Regions from separate parts of the Mus musculus genome. Here regions 1 and 2 are each linked to region 3. Evidence: chromatin loops called from intact Hi-C (ENCODE). Cell type or tissue: left cerebral cortex. All regions are shown on one strand.

The links. Hi-C counts contacts between places; a loop is a spot of excess contacts. Peaks named below come from ENCODE experiments on the same cell type or tissue, not always from the same donor. Only the 100,000 strongest peaks of a DNase experiment are listed, where the experiment ranks them.
Region 1: a loop joins it to region 3, with 8 times the contacts of the local background. A loop is called at or near these places in 3 of 42 quality-filtered maps.
Region 2: it touches region 3 in a loop (2.7-fold over the local background); 2 of 42 quality-filtered maps call a loop at or near these places.

What each region holds. Positions count from the first base shown.
Region 1 is chr4:96,796,788-96,801,787 of GRCm38, reverse strand. No RefSeq gene overlaps it. Among named protein-coding and RNA genes, the nearest start is that of Gm34053, 12 kb to the right of the region's middle. In left cerebral cortex, a CTCF peak has its summit at 2,214 (motif pointing left); DNase peaks (open chromatin) are centred at 1,904, 2,221 and 4,021.
Region 2 is chr4:97,035,749-97,040,748 of GRCm38, reverse strand. No RefSeq gene overlaps it. Among named protein-coding and RNA genes, the nearest start is that of Gm27521, 120 kb to the right of the region's middle. In left cerebral cortex, a CTCF peak has its summit at 2,914 (motif pointing left); a DNase peak (open chromatin) is centred at 2,900.
Region 3 is chr4:96,717,244-96,722,243 of GRCm38, reverse strand. No RefSeq gene overlaps it. Among named protein-coding and RNA genes, the nearest start is that of Cyp2j5, 56 kb to the right of the region's middle. In left cerebral cortex, a CTCF peak has its summit at 2,806; DNase peaks (open chromatin) are centred at 2,502, 2,912 and 3,534; H3K27ac peaks cover 1,310 bases.

The DNA of each region.
Region 1 (5,000 bases), 80 kb before region 3:
ACAATGGATTCTACGAGAAATATGCATGGGAGTGAACTGTATGGAAATGCAGTTAATTTTTCTATATTATTAGAATAGCTTGTATTAAAGATTTTTAAGTCATGCCAAATATGTAAAAAGACCTTATATATCACCTGGTACATAGCAGGATGTTTGTAATTATTATTAATGCAAAATAAACAATTATGTGTATATATCTTAAAGGTAAAAATGCATAGCTAATATACATAATTATAATATATGCATGCATATATTAAGAGGATAGTTCTTAAAAATAAGTACAAGTATATAACATAATTTGCCTCAAATATTATATACTGCATGTTATTTATGCTTCTTGAATAAATTTACCCTATTTAAAATGAGAAGCACTCTGTGAAGGGAAGAGATAGGATCATTCTCTCCTATCACAGAGGTTAATTAAGGGTCATTTGTGTAACACCCAGTAATATAGCAGGTTTATTTTCTGGCCTGAGCATAATGAAAAGCAAAGGACTGATCCTTCATTGGGAAAGTACCTAGACAAGGCATTATGGTAACATGCAGGAGGCTCCATTCAACCTAGACTCAACAAACTTTTGCCAGGTTGAGAAGTCAGAGGACCACATAAAAACAACAGATCAATCGAAGGTAAAAGACAAGCCTGGGCCAAATCTAGGGAACTGACTGCAGGGCACAAAATCCTCAGCTGCTAGGATAATGTAAGTAGCCCCCATGTGCTGAAGGTACGAATGGAACACAAGCAGCTCACACAGTGTGGATAGAGCTTTCTCTGAAGCATAGTCTTTTTCGAAGATGACCACTGTGCACAAGCCCAAAATAAGAGCAGAGCAGGCTTGGCCACTCACCAGCTCCAGAGGCAGTGAGTGGTGAATGGGTCCAAATGAATAGATTCCACAGCCGAACACCGTTTAGTGGGAAGTCTGACTTCACCAGCTGGCAGCCCACTCAACAGTGGTATATATTTCTTGGCAGGTCACTGAATCCCCAGGTCTCTGTCGCAGCGTTGATGTGTTGGGGCAGTCATAAACCAACACAGTCTTCTTCTTTTTTCTTTTCTTCTTAATTTTTAATTGCCTAAGACATAGTTTCATCATGCTACTTTCATAGATGGACATTATATCCTTTGTTCATACCCTTCTCATTACCTCTTCCCTTCCACCGGTATCCTTCCATTTCCCATGTGGTCTCTTTTCTTCTTTCATGTCAGTTTTCTTGTTTGTTTTGTTTTGTTTTGTTTTGTTTTGTTTTGTTTTGTTTTGTTTTGTTTTTGAGACAGGGTTTCTCTGTGTAGCCCTGACTGTCCTGGAACTCACTTTGTAGACCAGGCTGGCCTCGAACTCAGAAATCCACCTGCCTCTGCCTCCCGAGTGCTGGGATTAAAGGCGTGGCCACCAAGCCCGGCCCTCCTTTTTTTTTTTTTAATTTAGATTCTGCATATGAAAGAAAATATGATGCCTGCCTGTCTGTGTCAGGCTTATTTCATTTAACACAATGATCACTAGTTTGATCCATTTGTGTGGAAATAAGGTGGTTTCATTCTTTTTTTTCATAGCTGAATAAAACTCCATTGTGTACATACTGCACATTTGTCTAGTCTTCTTTCGAACAAGAACACATGACTAAGGTTTTGAGGAAAGCTTGCTTTGCTGACACCCTTTGCCATGTGATTTTAAGTGTTTATCATCAAGGCTGATTTTATCATCAGGCAATAACTATTTATGAAAGAAAATCCACTGCATAATGATACCCTGTGGAAATAGAAATTGGAGCTTACTTACAAAAATCAAGTAGCAAACGATTTAGCTCTTGGTTTACTCCAGCCTGGGCTGTGCTTTGCATGTGAAATGAGCTCAGTTTTGAATGTGGCAGATTCTTCTTGTTTGGGTCGTGTTTCTAATCGAGGCACATATATTTTCCCTCGATTGCAGGAAAACAAATTGGCAGTGGCATATTGCTTTGATATTTCAACCATTTGCTAGATTTCCACCCCTCCAAAATATCTTAAACGGAAGCATGAAACATGAGTAAGCCAAACCAGAGAGCTCAGTATTTATGAGCCTATTTGAGCCTTATAAAGATTTGATCAGAAAATATGCCTATTGATACACGATAATGTTTTACAACTGCAGTTGTCTTGGTCTATAAAATGTATTACAGTTCTGAAGGGGTTTCTACTTTGTCTGCAGACATTTCTGCTTTACTGCCACCAAGTGGTCTAGATTAGAATTGGCAGCATCGTTGCTGCTGGTTTAAGCAGAGGGTGTTTTGATTTTTAATTGTAAGAAGCAAAACCCTATTCACAAAATCTGGCTATGCAGGTGAGAGGAATTAAGAAGGAGAGCTAAGCCAATGTGAGGACACCAAGTACATTCTCATCCATTATGACTGCTGCTCTTTAAGAAAAGAGTGTTTAAACTGAGATACTCCAGGAACGTGAGCACACAATGAGAATGTGTCTATGTGTAGGATGCAGAATGAAAAATCAAATCCATACCTTGAATTTTGACTTCAAGATTCAAAAACTGAAACAAAAATTTTTGTTTATGCCACATGGTTTGTGGAACATTGCTAGGGCATCCCTGTTAATATAATATAAACAAATGTTAAATGGTACATGAAATGTGTATTTGGAATTAAGCACCTGATATCTTATTAAAGAGTTTGTGATGTGATGTTATCTGAATCTCCAATGCAAAGAGACAAAACTTGGAGGAAAATGAAAACTAAATGCTCCATCTAGGTGTCTATATTCATTCATGGACATATATTAATATTTATATGTAATATATCAAATATTCATACCTATATGTATGCATATGTATACATAAGGAAATATACAAGAATACTTATATGCAGTAATATACACAATGCACTTAGACTGAAGCCAAGTCGAGTTCAAATTTAGGCTCTGCAATGTACCAACAGGATAGCCTAGGTAAGATCCCCATTTTTCCAAGATCACTTGACTTAAGTTTATGATAAAATAGAAAATAATCAATTATGACAGTCAATGAAGCCATATACAATGCATTAAAGGGGCAACAGTTTTTGTCTTTAGCCTATACTTGTTTGTCACATTGTGGAGAAAAACTGTCCCACTCTCATATCCTTTTCTACCCACGGCATAGTCATAGTCCCCCAGCGGGAGAGAGCACTTAATGCTTATAAGGATATGTGGTATGATAAGGATATGTGGCATTGACTGTCCATATAAGAGAATCTACAATCACATTACAGATAAACTGATGGACATTTCTATGAGGGAGTTTCTAGTGTCAGCTATTTGAGATGAGAGGCTAGACATCTGCACTGAATAACAAGGCAAAACACCACTATGACCTGCATTCACATCTCTTTCCAGGCTGCTGATGAAATGGGGCCATCTGCCTCAACTCTTGTGGCCATGACACTATGTGTATCATAGAAGATACTATCCTCAAACTGATAGCCAAAATAAAACCTTTCTTCTTCCCTTAAGTTGCTTCAGTTTGGCTTTTTTTTTTTCACAGTAACATGAAAAGTAATATCCATATTGAACACATATCTGACCTTGTCTGGACGAGGGGACAATGGCACAATCTTAAAGAAAACACCTACCTTTGGTATTTTATTCTGCAAATTCTTGCTTCTCTGAGCTAAGAAGCTGTTCACTAAAACCAAATCTCAAAGAAGTCTGTTCTTTAGACTTGACCATACCCCTGGCATGAACTCAGTTTTAGGAAGATCAGAAATGTGATCTTTATTATTTATTGAGCAGGGACCAAGACATTGGTGGTATTAAAGAGCAAAGTCCAATCACTCAAGTGAATACAGAAATTATCTTAGGGAGTCTGATTGTCCTAGCAAGAATAATAGGGTTGTTAAGTGGGTCTCCTGCCTGGGAGATGCCAAGGGCACTAAGCACCAAAGAAAAAGAAACACTCAGTCACATGTGCTGGGCACACAAATAGAAAAGGTCTGTTATGCAGAAGCTACATGAGTCCCCATAGAAACATTGGCCCTCAGCCAACACAGCAATACTCAGTGAGAGTCCTTTGATCAGTATTTGAAATACTACAACAAATGCTTCACACTTCTGCATGCTAGTTCCTAGGTGCTAGGAATTCTAAATGGCCTGCAGTCCTCTGGACAGTCCATTAAAATGAAGAATGCCAGTACTGTCTTAACGGAAATAAAAAGGACTCACCCAGACAACAGAGACAACTATGCATCTTTATTTCCTTCTTTACCCAGTTTCTGAGGGCTTTCTTAGCAGAACCTTAATGAGAATTGATGCATCTGATAGTAAAGACATTTCATCTTATATATCCCAAAATATCCCACTGTGTATCTGGCTCATTCTCACCAAGATATCACTTCTCTAATTTTGTAGATTTTATTTTTCTCTCTTGAGAATATCAAGAAAAAAATCTTGAGGATAGTACTGTCTTGCCAGTCTCAGATGAGCAGGCTATCAAGGAGAATATTAGTTACCTCTTAAGGATGCTGTTGTCCAAAGAGCTTAAAGTACATCTCTCTTGGGAGATGACCATAGAGCTGCCTTTCTTTTGACCTTCAGAGCATGGAAGCCACACTAGGGTTCATGCCAATGTAGACGATCTCCCATCACTTCTCTGTTGAGTGACAATCACCTGCTGTCTAAGCAAGTGTTTCATGTGTTACTGTATTTCACAGACTCGGACATATTTTCCATAATTACTCCCCAGCAATATATAGAGTAGGGTGCCTGAGACTGAGATTTTAAATAAACAATTTTTTCTTACTTTAGCTTTAGTCCCAGTCATACAAAGCAACTTTGTTCTTTTCCTTCTGCAACTTTTCTCCACCCACGGAGGAAAAAAAATAAACCCTCTTCTGAATTAATACCCTAAGTGTTACATGTCAGTTTAGTTCTGAAGGTATATGTAAATCTCAGGTTATAATCACACTCTAATCGCCTCTTCCACTTCTTCTGAACTAGACAAGGTATATTTTCTTTGCATGTACTAGCAACTGGC
Region 2 (5,000 bases), 320 kb before region 3:
TGGTGCTCTATATATTCCACTAACTGCTTTGAGATCTACGTATACAATAGGAAACAGCACACATATAAGACTCTTCAAAGTAGCTTATAGTTTACAAACTTCTCTAAGTATATATATATATATATACATATATATATATATATATATACATATATATATGGAGGTAAGACAGTCAGGCTCCTGGCTTCCTAATAAACTTTCATTTGCTATGTTACTCCTATCTAAGCCCTAGAAAGGTTTGCCACCCAATCTCCAGTGCCCTAAAAGGAATTGAAATACTCAAAACTATTGAAAACAGGAGCAAACATTGATTTTTTTTGATATGTTGTATTGAGTACACTGTTCTGCACATTATCGGCAGGCCACACTAATAATGTGATGTCCATTCTGGGTGTCTCTGAGCTCTTAAACATAAAACCCATCTAGGATCATTTATTTGTTGGCTTTTTTGTTTTGTTTTGTTTTGTTTTGTTTTGTTTTGTTTTGTTTGTTTTGTTTTGTTTTATTTTGTTTTGTTTTGTTTTTTTCGAGACAGGGTTTCTCTGTATAGCCCTGGCTGTCCTGGAACTCATGGCATTAAAGGCGTGTGCCACCACACCAGGCTCTTGTTTGGCTTTTTTATTGTTCCTTGTTATTTTGCAGTATGGAGGGTTGAACTTGGGGCTTCATGCGTTCATTCCATAACTGAACAATATCTCTGCTTCCTTGTACATATTTGTGATACTTGTAGCATTGGTAGTCAGAAAATATGTTTTTCATAGGAATACAAATTCACCTTTAGTAGGTTCCTCTTCAGCTTGCCAGTATTCTTGGTGGTAGAAGTTTCATGCAGTCTAGAAATGCATGTACTAACTCAGTTCTTATACTTTGGCCTTGCATTTTTAACTTGAGAGGAACATAATTTGGTATTTGCATACTCATGTTCTTATTTGGGAATTTCCCCTTATCTTCTGGGGAAAGGAATGTAGAGATAGGACCAGAGGGAGTGATAACTAGAAAAAGCAGCTAATCTATCTTATCGTATCAGTCCTTGTTAACTGTGGTACCACTAGTAGCTAGGATTCAGTAAAATACCATGGCACTGTTCTCTTCAGCTGAAATGTCTGTCACCAGGACCTCGACTTTGATATTCAGAGGAGCACATGTCACAGTGTCCAAAGATCCACAATCATTAATGAAGTAAATCATAAAAGCAATGCATTTGTTCAAATTCTCAGGTCCAGCCATCACTTTCCTTCACAGGCATCCTTGTGCATCACCTATATTTATAAATTCTGCTGCCCCCTCCCATGCAACACTCTTGAGTGGTGGTTGCCTTATTTGTTGCAGTGTTTAAAGCCAGGCAATCTTCTTAGCCCAGATCAGCTGACTGAACTTGAATGAGTCCCTTTGCTTCTTTCAGCCTCAGCCTCTCCTCTGTTCGAGACTGCCCTGCGATGTAGTGAAGCATACGTTCAGGCTATAGGGAGAGGTGTATGGCTGATTCCATGTAAAGCACAGTAGCTTTCATGTAGTATTTTCCTCAGTAACTCTCTGAGGTTGGAGGCTCCCAACCCTTTTTAAAAATTTCTATCTGACCATTGGACTTCTCCTTGCATTGTAATTGTGTTTATCATGCTGGATATTGTGCAGGCTTCTATACACTTTTAAATGATTATATAGGATAGAGAGAAATCCCTATATTTTAATAAAACATTGATCATTGAGAATTCACCAGTTCTTAATTATTTTTGTTATCATGTTTATTATTATACTCCTGGAGGATTATGTTTAAAATATGCTAGAAACATTATAGAATCGTTTGGTAAGTTGTATCTCTTTCCTACTCTGTTTTCAGTGCCCTGACCTTCTTTTATGAAGCCTTCCCTAGAGGAAGTATTTATACTTTTGAGCCTGACAGAAACTGTAAGTAAGAAATTGATTCACTTTTTGCATTTGAATTAGATATTTGATAAGACTACATGGTGTCATCAAAGATTAAACTATATACAGGATACATCATCAAAAATTTCATATATTTATGAATATTTTCAGTATTCAAAGACTGTAGAAGGCTTCAGCAATGATCTGTCCCATGGAATTAATAAAGGAAGTTTGAGTGTACATTTCTATTGATTTACTTTATCATTCCTTGATAATATAAATAAAAACACCTTCAAACATTCCTAACACTGCCATCCTCATTGCAATGTTCTTTGCTGATCCCGATAGGAAGCAAACACATACACTGATTATGTCACATTAGGCTTGAGTTGCAGCACTAAGTTGGTCAGAATGACAAGAATTTAGCAAAAATGACTGAAGTGTGAGAATTATACCATAAACTTGCCTACTTCACAGGGTGGGTAAATTGAATCTACATATCAGAGTAAAATATAAATCTAGTTATGTAACCACATGTACACCCCCCCCCAGAGATGGTTATTAGATATGTGGTAGCCTACTACTGTCATAAGGACAAATCTAATGTGTAGCCATCTTCTTTCTGGCTCCTGAGCAGATAATAAACAAAGCCTGGGATCCAGATAGCAGCCAAAGAAAATTCCAAGCCACACAGTCTTGCCAGCATGGCTGTGCCATAACTGTGAGTCTCTGGCACCTGGTTACCTTGATCTGTCACAGGCTCAAGAGAATGTGTCATACCCCCATTCCCACTCCTTTAGCAAGGTTCAATGTCTTTGTCCAGCCTCAGCTTGTAAATAAAGTAAGAGAAACTCAGATTTACTGGCATTCGTAGCTGCTCACAGTTCAAGAGTTCTGGAAGGTCTTCTTTCCAGAACTTTGGTTTCTATGGGATGAGTGTCGTCCTGGCTGGTTTTTGGCTCATATCTAAGTGCTGGATCATCTCCATTCATCATTTCTGGGCTGGACAAGATTCTCTTGTCTGAGCTGTGGATGTCCCCTGCTGGAAATGGCTGTTCACTGCAGCTGAGGGAATTGGTACAATTGTGGCAGCTGTGGATGCACTTATGTGTGTCAGGACATCCTCCCTGGCTGATTACATGATTCCCACCAGGAACACAGTCAGAAAACTCACTCTGTGACCCTGCTCTTACACTCCTGCTTTATTGGCAATTTCACCTTCTAAGTTATGATAACCACTCCTTATAAAGCACGGTATGTGTTAATATGACAAGCTCTCAACATTTGTTTCTAAAATCCATAATCTTGTTGCATACAGAATGGATTATCTTATTTAAACTGTCACATATTAATAAATTCTGAGTGGAATTACAGAATTTTATATTGTAAGAGTTCAGGCCTTGAGAATAGGTGGCCCCCATTAGTGTAACTTGCACAGGATATTTGTTTTACTTGTCTTCTTGTCCACAGGGTGCCTCTCCTGATACAGAGAATACACAAAACCACTTGGCTGTGGTTTTTCATCCTCAGGTGCAATTTTTTTCTGCTCTTCATCTTTCATTCTATATGTGCTCATTTGCAGCATTCGTGCCAGTGGGCTTTGCTTTGTTCTGCTTTCTATGTATCTGATCAAAATCCTCTCCCTTTTCAAAGCCTGCTTTTTTTTTTTTTCATCAGAAAATTTAGGGAGCTTTACTAACTGACTTAATTTTCCTTCCAAATGTAAAGTGCTGCTGTGACAGGCATCCTATGTGAAAGACATTCTGTAGTCCATGTTTCTGGGAAAATTCTCATTGATGAAGGAAACAAAATTCAGTTGTGTACAACTTATAAGATTATAAGAGGTGAGAGTACAGGCTAGTTCTTGGTCTGGACTGTCATTTGGGAGCATACTTTTCAAGACAAAAGCCACTAATCACTTATCCAAGACATCAGAGGATGGGCAAAATCAACCGTCCAGTGTCCAGCTGAATCACAGTTGCTGATTGTTCCAGCCAGTTGGGAGTTTTCACCATGTGATCAGCCCAAAGGCATTTCTTCAGCTGCCAGCACAGAGGCTTGTCGAATCTGCTAAGAAACCAGATGCAGCAAATACATATCCTCTACAGCCTGGCATCTGGGGTTTGTGCCTGCCAGCTGAGGAAAAAAGCCTGGGCTGCATGGAGCTCAGGGTGGAGATGTGGAGATCATAGACAGAAAACAGTGAGATCATCACATGTTTCTCATTGTGCTAGAAAAAAAAAAACCCTATTGTTGGAGAGCATGTGAGAACTTTGTAAGAACCAGATTAAGTATGCCTGGATTACATGATGGAACAATTATATGCTGTGGACTAACACATATTTGTTTTACTGAAAGTCTGTTCCTACTATTTTACTTTTTTCGTATGCAAAAGCGCTTATACAATTGACTCAGTGCAACTGTATTCATCAAGCAATCCATCTTATTCATATATATTTATGTGTACATGATGCATGCACATCATGTATATGTCTTTATTCTTCTTAGCCCATTAGTTTTTCCCAGATAAGAACTTCAATGTTACCTTCTTACTACCATTGTAGACCATAAGTGACTGGGTATTCTGGGTAATACCCTTATTTTGTTTTGTTTAAATCCCTTTCCCATATAAATTATATAAATATTATTCATTAAACTCCATTCCTTTCAATACAGTTAGCCAAATGATTATTGAATACCCACCTATGCAAAATATGGTATGACCATGAGACTGAAGGAGCAAGGAATCCAAGAAGCTTATGACCACATGGATCAAAGCTGAGTGGCCAGAGCCAGTGATGGATAGGTGTCAAGAGCTTCAGGCAGTAAAAAAGAAGCCAAAACAGAGGATTTTTACTTTGTGTGCTATCTGTGGCTAGGGCTCACAGTAATGTGAGAGTGGGGACCTGAAGATGTATTTTTCTTTCTTTCTTTCTCTCTTTCTTTCTTTCTTTCTTTCTTTCTTTCTTTCTTTCTTTCTTTCTTTCTTTCTTTCTCTCTCTCTCTCTCTTTCTTTCTTCCTTTCTTCCTTCATTCCTTCCTTTTTCCTTCCTTCCTTCCTTATTTTCTTTCTTTCTTTCTTTCTTTCTTTCTTTCTTTCTTTCTTTCTTTCTTTTCCTTCCTTCCTTCCTTCCTTC
Region 3 (5,000 bases):
CCTTGTTTAGGCTTTTCTCTCCAATATCCAGTCGGGTGCTTGATCCAGTGGTCTTAGTTACCAGCAGATGTAATAGACAGGGCTTATTTACAGACACTGCATTGTAACAGGTATCCCCAGAGCTTTGTGTCTGTAACCAGTGTTTCCATGTGTTTTGGCTGAACGGATATTTCTTTAGGGACAAGAACCATGACCAGATCATAACCTGCTTTCTATACTCACCATCCATATTACACCAAGAATAGAAAAGGAACAGGCTCTAAGACAGCTAAAATCCATTCACTATTCAGTAGATTTGGCAGTGGCTTAATCTCCCTGAACTTCAGTTTCTTTATCTATAAGAAGGAAGTAATTGAACTTCTTTGTAAGAGTGTGATAAACACTGGAAGCGATGCCAGTTTTACAACTCTTTGCATGCTGGAGACAAACTCTAAGGAAACCTAAAACAAAACAAAACAACAAAACAAACAAACAAACAAACAAAAAAAACAAACCGGAGAATCAGGCCATTACCACATGGAAACAAGTTTTGAGATATATTTTGTTCTTCTAGGTCCAAGTAACAATTTCTTTTGAATCATTCACAGCTTTACCCCAAGATTGTGTGTGTGTGTGTGTGTGTGTGTGTGTGTGTGTATGTGTATTTGTTTGTATGTATGTGTGTGTTTGTCTGTGTGTATGATTATGTATGTGTTTGTATATATGTGTGTATGTTTGTCTGTGTGTATGATTATGTATGTGTGTATATGCATGTGTGTGTTCATGGTGTGCATGTTTGTGTGTATGAGTATGTATGTGTGTACATGCATGTGTGTGTTTGTGGTGTGCATGTTTGTGTGTTTGTGTGAGTGCATGTATGTGTGTCTATATGTGTAGTGTGTATGTGTGTATATACTTGTACATGTGTGTATGTGTGTCTTTGTATTACTTGTTTTGAAATAAAGGGAGAAAAAAGTGGGAGAGTATGGGGGAAAGATGGATCAGTGAGGAATTACAGAAAGAATTGTGGCAAATATGATCAAAATATGTTGTATAAAATTCTCAAAGAATTAATAAAATATACATTTTTTAAAAGAACAATAAAACAGTCTTTATTTATAACTATGATGGTATCATAGGGACTACTTTCAGGGATTTATGCCTTAGAGGAAAGGTCTTGGGCCCAAATTCCAAATGACAAGGGGAAATGGGAACTTATAACCAATGGTCAACAAAGCAGGGGGTGAATACATGGACAATCACAAAGAGGCCTCAGAGGCAGGGGTGAAGTTTCTGAATTAGGGTCATGCTTCATAAAGTCAGACTACATGGTCACAGCACGGTTAGAATTTAGGCAAGAAGGGAATCTTGGTTTGGAGGTTGTCTGTATGCTTATCTGTCTGCTTGTATATATATCATGAGAGTATACTCATTACTTTTATATGAGTAAAAATTAAGGAAATAAAATTTAAATCCATAGAGAAGATTATTTATTAAGGTAACAATGTGACAGTAGAGGTTATAGGAGGTCTGCTATGAAGCCAACAAATTGACATAAATAGTAATATGCTATGATGTCATTACACTTCAAAATGTCATTGTGGCATTTGTTGTTTTTTATTATTTTCAGATAGTGGCTTATTGAATACTCATTATGTGTCACTGTGGAATTCTAATAAAGATAGAGAAATAAAGACCAGTGTCTGTTGGTTGATAAGCTTCCTGCAGTAGGACCTTCCTAAGTGGGTGACAGTATGCAGTAAGCTTTTTAGAGATGATACAGTGGTGTGTGTGTGTGTGTGTAAGAGAGAGAGAGAGAGAGAGAGAGAGAGAGAGAGAGAGAGAGAGAGAGAGAGAGAGAGAGTAACTTTCCAAGGATCACAAACTTCATCTTTAAAGATGAAGAGAATAAAGGATAGAGGCATTTTCTCAGCTGGATCAGACTCTCTCATACCATATAGCCTTGAGCAACTCACTTTTTTAGTAGAGCAACACCATTCCATTCATATTAAATGAGATATTGCATCAATGGCTTAGCAGTGTATCTTGAATGCCACAGAGAAGTACCACAGAGGAAACAAGTATCCTCTATTTTTATACAATTCTTCCCTTCACAACAGGCCTAATTATTAGTTTTTTTCCAGATATTGAAACTAGCGTTTGGATCATTTTCAGAGTGCTTTCCTGGTCAGCAGAAACTGCCTTTTACATTATCCTCCCACCTGTAATTGCTTCTCTTACTTTACAAAATAGGTTGGCATTACTATGCCCATTCTACTGTTGAAAAAACTGAAGCTCAGGGTACTACTGAAATCACTTTGGTTCCAACAGGCCTAGTGAGAGTGACTAAGCCAGGAGTGAAAAACTGTTGTGTAAATTCCAAGTCCAGCAATGCTATGTAGGCCACACTGGCAGCAAACAACTAGTACAACACCCCTGTATGAATGGCCTCATTGTCCAGCAAGACTGGCAGCAAATCCAACATAGCCTCTTCTACTTTGTCATCAGCACCAATGCCCAGATCCTTGACCATGTGGGTCACTGGTGAACACCTACTGAATGGAGCCCACACATGAACATTAGCAAACCCCAGCTGCTTTCTCTCAGCTCCATACCCCTCTGAGCCAGTAACAAGGCATTCTCAGCCACCTGGAGGTGGTATGTTCACAGACACAAAAGCATAACTAAAGTGATAAAATAGTCCAAAGTTTGCTAAGTGTTTTCTAACTTGAAGAATTTCCCAAGATCATTAAGAGGAACAATAAAGATGGGGGTGATACTCTAATTGGGATCAGAAACTGGAGAGCTTTGGTGCCATCTAGGGAACTGTGAAGTTCTGGAAACAAGTGTGTGCTTTTCTTTTCTCCCTCTCCTCTCTGTCTTTATGAGCCTTTCAGCTACAGTTCCAATGCTCCTTAGCAACAAAGGCGAGCTTCCCAGAGCTGGGTGACTCAGGAATGCCAGCCCTTTCCCTCATTAGCATTGAGGGGCCTCATCTGCCTGCGCAGTTGGCCAGAAACCATGCAAAAGGCAAAGTGGTTTGGGGAGGGCCCAGCATTTACCACGGCTTGTTGGAAAGTGGGAAGCTGCCTCAAAAGTTTCCAAACAAAAGGCATCAATATTATTTGTGGAGCCATCAGGCTGCCTGGGACACAATATGGCTCTGGCTTGGCCACATGCTCCCGCCCCAGGTTCTGAGCAAAGACTCCAGGCCTTCCCACATCACATCTTGGCCTTGGATCTTTACACAGTGCATTGTTTCCCTCTCCCCCTTCTGTTTTGTTGCTCTTCAGACTCAGTTTTTCCAAAATGGACAATGGGTAGACTCCAACTGGTAGTGGGGTTGCCCAGAAGAGGGCAATTGACAAAGGGTAAGTGGTCAGATGGTAGGACAATCACTAGCAGATGGTGCTTCTGAGGATAGAGTCCAGGAAAATTCATAGGCAGATTGAGCTCTGACAAAGGCCAAGGGAGATTTATCTTGTAAAGAGCAATTGGCACTTGGTACCAATCCCTAAAGCCCACACACTACTATCCCACACAGTTTTCTGTTCTTGCAAAGGGAGATTTAGACTGAGAATCTGTCTCATCAGAATTCCAAAGTTCTGGTTAGTTAGCCAATCCCCAGAAGATTATAACTGAAGCTCATTTTCTGCTTTCAAGGAGCCAGCTCTAAGCAGAGATTCCTTGGGCTTCCTTGGGCTTGGACACCTTCTGAGATGTGACTCTTCACTATGTGTTCTCTCAGACAAGTCCAATTTGTTCTTCCAAAATCCATCTCTCTTTTCCCTGTGGACATTGAGAATGTAGATTGATGACTCTGCTCCCTGTGCCTGTCCTTTATTGGCAGAAAAGAAGAAGGGATAGGGGGAAGGAAAATGGGAATCTTGCTTCTCTCCTACAGTGTTGACTCAAGTTCAGGAGGGAGGGTCAAAATGCAAAGGGAGCTAGAGAAAGTCATATATAAATCAATGCATTAGGTTACCAGGGCTTCTATTATATCTTTTTTTAAAAAAATGAGAATTTCATATATGAATAATTTTTATATCCTTTCCATCACTCTCTCCTTCCCCTACAAATCTTCTCATGCCCCTCAATCCCTTTCTAATTATTGGCCTCTACTGCTATATAAGCATTCATATAAACTTACATACATATATACATACATACATACATACATACATTCATGCATACATGTGCATTCACACACCCCCACTACAAACTGATTCAATTTAGTATTGCTTCTATTACATGTGCTTAGGGCTGACAATTTGAGATTGGATAACTTGCCTGGTCTGGCCTCAGTGAGAGAAGATGCACCTAACCCTCAAAACACTTGAGGCCCCAGGGAGTGGGGAGGCCTAGATGGGTAGGATGTGGGGTAGGGTGGGGTGATCCTCTTGGAGACAGGTGGGAAGAGGAATAAGATGAGGAATTGTTCGAGGACAGACCAGGAGGAGGATAATGACTAGACTTAAAAAATAAGATTAAAGATAAGTATATGAGAGAGAGAGAGAGAGAGAGAGAGAGAGAGAGAGAGAGAAGTTATTCTCTCTCAGCAGTCACTGACTGCTTGTAGTTCTTTAAATGTTCATCCATGCTGACTGGTGTGGTCATTTATGCAGGTCTTATTTAAGCAATTATACTAGTTGTTGAGATTATTTTTTGGTGCAACTTCTCCACCATGTCTAGAAGATATTGTCCTTTATTAAACAATTTTTGTTCATTAATTGCTCAGATGACCTGTCTATTAAAGAAAATTGGGCACTGAAATCACCTACAAATAATGGGTTGATATTAATCATGCCCCTCACAATTCTGTTTCAAATTTTTGGCTTCTATTATACATATATATATATATATATATATATATATATATATATATATATATACACATATATATATATGCATTTGCACAAACACATATACACAGACCCACACACAGACACACACACACACAAACACACACCTCATTTTAAATCCAGTACTATGATTTTACAAAATTAGGTCCACTAGAATTT